2 separate regions of the Homo sapiens genome follow, and region 1 is linked to region 2. A link is an interaction called in ENCODE POLR2A ChIA-PET data of the cell type or tissue named here. Cell type or tissue: A673. All regions are shown on one strand. Links, peaks and the distances in the headings refer to the core of each region. The heading gives the core; the rest is flanking DNA. Region 1 overlaps ZNF423 (zinc finger protein 423). Region 2 overlaps ZNF423 (zinc finger protein 423).

What was found. Peaks named below come from ENCODE experiments on the same cell type or tissue, not always from the same donor. Only the 100,000 strongest peaks of a DNase experiment are listed, where the experiment ranks them.
Region 1: POLR2A ChIA-PET joins it to region 2 with 6 read pairs; 4 of 35 experiments call an interaction of 5 or more read pairs at or near these places.

Annotation. Positions count from the first base shown.
Region 1 is chr16:49,732,274-49,735,184 of GRCh38, reverse strand. The region is part of intron 2 of ZNF423 (zinc finger protein 423); the gene reads left to right. Among named protein-coding and RNA genes, the nearest start is that of ZNF423, 120 kb to the left of the region's middle. In A673, for the core only: no CTCF peak of the experiment used is centred there; a DNase peak (open chromatin) is centred at 1,674.
Region 2 is chr16:49,793,309-49,796,219 of GRCh38, reverse strand. All of the region lies in intron 1 of ZNF423 (zinc finger protein 423), which reads left to right. Among named protein-coding and RNA genes, the nearest start is that of ZNF423, 61 kb to the left of the region's middle. In A673, for the core only: no CTCF peak of the experiment used is centred there; no DNase peak of the experiment used is centred there.

The sequences.
Region 1 (2,911 bases), core at 170-2,669, 61 kb after region 2:
GACCTTCAAGGCTGTGGAGATGGGCGATAAGTGAGAGAGATCAGCAGAGCCGTTGCTGAACCTTAGGGGCTGTGACCAGGACCCTACATGGGACTTTGAGGGGTTTTACAAACTCCCAACACCTGGCTCAGGTGTTCATTGCGTCTTACTGTGAGGAAACCATGTAGTAGAGTGGTTAAGAGTCACATGCAGTGGGCTTGAAACTCAGCCCCACCACTTCTCTGTGGCCTCACTTAAGCTCTGTCACTTCCCAGAGCTCTGCTTTCCTCACCTGTAAAATGGGGATATGATGACATCAACTCATAAGGTGCCTGCACTTGATTAAGCATTGAGTGCTTAATCAATGCTCACTGTTCTTGGGGCATGCCTGGGCAAAAGGATGCAGGTGTGCACATCAGAAAACAGTTGTCCATCGTGGAAAGCATGAGCTCTGGGAGGTAGGGAATCTTGTCAGCTGGACGGACAGGTCGGCGTTCACAGCACTGGTTCGGTTTCTGTCCCATGCACATGGCCCTGAGGGAGAGGTCCCTGATTTGAAATCCATTTGGCTCGGGCCTTCCCTGAGCGAGCTGTCTTCATGCTGCTGCAGACAGCCCCCAGGAGGACAGGGGAGGAGCCAGAGGGAAAGGAGCCAGCCGGCTGTTTTCGGGAAGCCCTCCCCAGCCCTGGAGGCCTCTGCAGAAAAGCATTGAGCCATTGGCCTTCTCCTCGGCCTGTTGAAGTTGCTTCACTGGGCTCTGGGGTGATTGGAGGAACCAGTGAGCTGCAGTTCTAGCCCAGGTCATTGAAATGAGCCAGCGCTTGTGATGGGACTCACAAGGCAGGGCCAGGTGCTGGGCCTCTGGGCCCTATGTTCTCTGAGTTTGCACAGGTGATGTCCAGACTCAGGACAGGGACCAGTTGAGGGGCCTCTGGGGCTGGACAGAGCAGCACACAGGACAGGCGGAGCTGGGTTGAAGGAGTAGGGAAGGTCCAATCATTCCATCCCCAGGACTTACTGAGCAACCGATCAGGTGGGCCTGGAAAAGAGGAACCCCAGACGGTCTCCAGGTAGGTCTGATGTCCTTGGAGCTCCCTGTTGTTAGAACTTCTGCCTCCTGGGCCTTGGAGAGCTTGGGGCTCCAACAGGCCCAGGGACTTCAGGAAAGGTGTGCTGCTTAATGAACACGTGAACGTGTAGATTCGATCCTGGCATGGCTTTGGGTGGCCTTGCAGAGGCTCAGTTTTCTCATCTGCAAATGGAAAAATAACACCATTTATTCTTTTGTCTTATGGTGAGGTTCAGAAACTCCTGGGCATGAAAGTGCATTGCAAGAGGCAAACCCTGCCTGGGGTGGAGGCCTTCCTGTTCTCCAGCGCCTGATTCTGCTGAATCAGCAGAGGGGCCCTTGGGTCTTCAGGGAAGTCCCACTCCCCAAAACTTCTTCAGGCCCCTGAGTCTTCCCTGTCTTGTGTCACCTCCCTGAGGGCCAGGCTGGGACCCCTTGGGAGCCCAGAGGATGAGGTCCGCGCCTTTGTGTGGCCTGAGCTCGCCTTCGTCTCCATCCCTTTCTGCACAGCCACCCTCCCTTCCCATTAGTAGCCGGCCATAGGGGAGGTGACAGTTGCTTAAAACAGATTTATACTCTTGGATGACTTTATGGGTTTTTGCCTTATAAAAACCTGAGAGTTGACATTCTGATTTATCTACTCCCGAGTCAACAGGATGTACCAGATTTAAAGAGATCAAATACATTGTGATGTTTGTGGTTCCAGTTGTGGATTAGATGAGCTATTATAGAAAGTGCTGCCAAGTAAATACGGCAAAAAAATAACGAGGGGATAATTTAAATATGTCTATTAAATTGTGTGTTAAGTAAAGTAGCACAAGTGTGGTGCTGATTGTAACTTATTATCTGGAGGGTCGGTGTAGTAGATAAAGCCAGAATTATGGCTCTTTTATTTTCCCTTTCTACAGAACATTTTTTTTTTATTAAGGAAAGACTGTAAACGAGGAATTTCGGAGACGGGCACTTGACTGTGTAACCATGGTTGTATGATGACTTACAATATCGAAGGCTCCAAATGATATTTCTCATTTCTTTGCTTTCTATTTCTTACCCTCACTGCAGCGGCAGATCAGATTCCCTGAGATAAATATGCTGCCTGACTTTTAATGGGATTTCTGTATTGCCAGGAGTTGGCGCGTTCTGATAATAAAAGAACCTAAAAACTGTACATCCCTTAATTGGTAAGAAGAGAGATGTTTTGATGGGCCACAAATGGAAACATTGATTTTTACTGCCTCCGCGCAGTTCCAGGCGGCGTGTCGTGCAACGTTCCCCGCCTTGGAAGGAAGCAGCTGGCTCTCCGATGAGCCGATTTGTGTTCCCAGGTTCTTGATGTCGGGTGCTTGGAAGGGCATGTTCTGTGCAGACAGGAGAAATAGAGCCCTTATAACATTATCTGTTTCCAAATTGAAATATTCACAGGACTGTGGTTTCCACCTTGAATTGAGTGCATTCTTTGCTTCGTGTCTGTCTTTCTTGCTTTGGCGCCCGCCCTCAGGGGTTTGCAGGTTGTGCACTGAGCCTTTTCCTGTAACTGTGATGTTGCATGTACACACATGTACATACAGGTGCACATACACGCACTTTTGCATATGTACATATGCTTTCAAAAACACCTTTATGGATAATAAGATCTCTTTCTTTGATTTAAATCAGTGCAGCTAGTTTCCGGATGGGTAAATCTGTTTTCCAGGACAGGCTGTGGGAAGAGACAACACACACTTTTATTTTCCAATCCGAGGGTCTCTGCATTTTAACACACAAATTTTATCCATTGACATTTATTAGGATTACTGATATATTCTGTGGGTTATATTTACCACACGCTTTTGCACTTTGATTTACAAGTTCCTGGTGTGTCT
Region 2 (2,911 bases), core at 188-2,687:
TGGCCAATCCCAGAGCAGGAGAGTTGTAGCTACTTATGCACCTGCTGTGGAGTTGGGGCGACAGCATTAGGGGGAGCTCTATACTCCCATTCGTCAATCAGCCTCCCACAACTTCTGACCCCAGAGCTGAGAGTCAACGTGGAGTCCTGATCTGCCTGAAGCCCTGGCAGAGCCCCAGAATCCTTCTTAATGCACCCCAGGAACCATGGTTAATAGTGAGAGCTGGTCTTAGACCTGCTGCCACCAAGCAGGCGCCCTCTAAGGGCCCTCTGGCCTCTTTGAGCCCCTTCTTGTCCATTGTTGAGGATCTTGACTCACACAGGGAACTGGAAGCCCCCCAGGACTTCAGAGATGGCCGCAAACACCCTTTCTCTTAACAGGATGTGTTCGGGTGCTCCTTTGAAGGGCTTTCTGCAGCAGCCCTTGTCCAGAGGCTGCTGGACGTTGCCCATCAGTCTCCACAGCTTGGGGGGATTATCCCAGGACAGCTGGGAGTCTTAAGATTGAGCCCGTTCCTACCTCCCTGTGTAGCCCCCTCCATCCCTGTGGGGGCGGGGCCTCCAAGGCCCTGTCCGGTGAAGTGTTTTAGCAGGAGCTCCTCGCAGGGCTACTGTGGTGCCCTTGGGCCCTTCCAGGGCCACCTGATTGTTGAGGTCACACTCAGCCCTGGGAAGGATCCCATCTCTGATGAGCGATGATGATTCCCATTGCATGGGCAGGAAGAACTCCCTGCTCCATCCACTCTGTAACTGGATTCTGTGGCCAGAGTTTTCTGTTCAGTGCCTGCCTGACCCCAGGCAGGAGTGGTTTGTGCTCAAGGCCGGGGCAAGTGTGAGCGCCATGAGGGAGCTGGATTGGCATGTGTGACCTTCTGCTCCCAGAGCTGGTGTGACTCTAGTGTGATGGGGTGGGGACAGTGGTGGCGTGGAGGGGACAGGTGTGTCTGTGGCTGCCTTGCCCACTGCCTGGTTCTGAACAAAGCCCATCCCTGCTGCAGGCCCTCTGGGATGTCACCACACATCCTGTGTGCTTATTGATTAAAAATTTGGGCCGGGTGCAGTGACTCATGCCTGTAATCCCAGCACTTTGGGAGGCTGAGGCAGGTGGATAACCTGAGGTCAGGAGTTCAAGACCAGCCTGGCTAACATGGTGAAGCCCCGTTTCTACTACAAATACAAAATTTAGCCGGGCATGGTGATAAGCGCCTGTAATCCCAGCTACTCGGGAGGCTGAGGCAGGAGAATTGCTTGGGAGGCAGAGGTTGCAGTGAGCTGAGATCACACTATTGTACCCCAGCCTGGGTGACAAGAGTGAGACTCTGTTTCCAAAAATAAAATTTTTGTTTTTTGTTGAGCACCTGCTACTATGTTTGCACTGAGCTAGGCACTGGGATACAACAATGAACAAGACAGGCATTGTCCATGCCCTAGTGAGGGAGGCAGATAAAAGCCTAGGAAACCAATAGGTGGAAGGAATAATGAGAGGTGTTCGGGTTAGCAGGGGCTAAGCCGGAAGCTGCCCTGCAAGGTCAGGTCTGGGAATCACGAGCAGGAGCTGGTAGACCATGGGGCAGGAGTGGGCAGCTGCAGCCTGGCCATGTGACCTGGGCCACTCCAGAGCCTTTCTGCATCTCACACATGAGCGTGTGCATGCCTGCACGTGTGCTTGAACAGAGGGTACTCGAAGTCCACTGCCTGGCCCCAGCACAGAGCTTGTGTGGGGGGCCGTATGGCTGAAACAACTGGGGGAGTCCTTTGAGACAAAGAGTGCAAAATGCCTGTGGCCATTCTCAAGGTGACCGACAGGAGAGGAAATGGGATGGAAGAGAGTTTGGAGTAGATAGAAAAAGTGGGCTAGGTGCAGTGGCTCACACCTGTAACCCCAGCACTTTAGGAGGCCAAGGTGGGAGGGTTGCTTGAGGTCAGGAGTTCAAGACCAGCCTGGGCAACATGGCAAAAACCTGTCTCCACAAAAAAAAAAAAACAAAAACAAAAACAAACAAAAAAAACTACAAAAATCCACCGGGCGTGGTGGCATGTGCCTGTGGCTCCAGCTGCTCGGGAGGCTGAGGCAGGAGAATCACCTTAGCCAGGAGGTTGTGCCTGCAGTGAGCTGTGATCACACCACTGCACTCCAGCCTAGACAACAGAGAAAGACCCCATCTCAGAGAGCGAGAGAGAGAGAGAGAGAGAGAGAGACAGAGACAGACAGAGACAGAGAGGTCTTAAGTAGGTAACAGATCTTTCCTTTGCAAAGGTTACAAAACATGTAGGGCTACAGAACCCCACTGCTGGGACCCCTCCCAGTGTGCAGAGGGGCTTGAGTTTGCAAAGGGCTCTGGAGCTGGGGCTTCATTAGCATCGTGGTGAATCGGGCTCTGCCATGTGCCCCCTCCCTGTGTATTCACATCCACCCTGCATGCCCTCCTTGTGTGCATACACCTGCCCTCATGCCTCCGCTCTGTGTCACACACTTGCCCCTATGCCTCTGCTCTGTGTCACACACTTGCCCCCATGCCTCCTCTCTGTGTGCACACACTTGCTTCACGTGCTGTCCCTATGCCGGTATACCCTGTGCACCCTCCAGTGTGGGCACACCCTGGCCACCCACCTACCTTACAAATGCCCATCATCCACAGGAGTACTGTGTTCCCCTTGAAGTGGGGTAGGGTGGGGTGTGTATCTCTTGGCTTCAGTGGGGCCAATTATTGTATACATTAAACAACTAGACATGGAGCTAGGGACGTCTGGAGGAGGCGCCGCGGGCCGGCCAAGTAGCCCCTTTGGTGTGTTGTCCCTATCGGCCCCTGTGCGGATTGGGGTTTCTCTGAGCTGCGAGTCTTCAGTGTGCAGTGGGGCTCGGCAGCAGAACTCCCTCTTAGGGATGTTGGGGGCTCGCTGCTTGGGCCCCC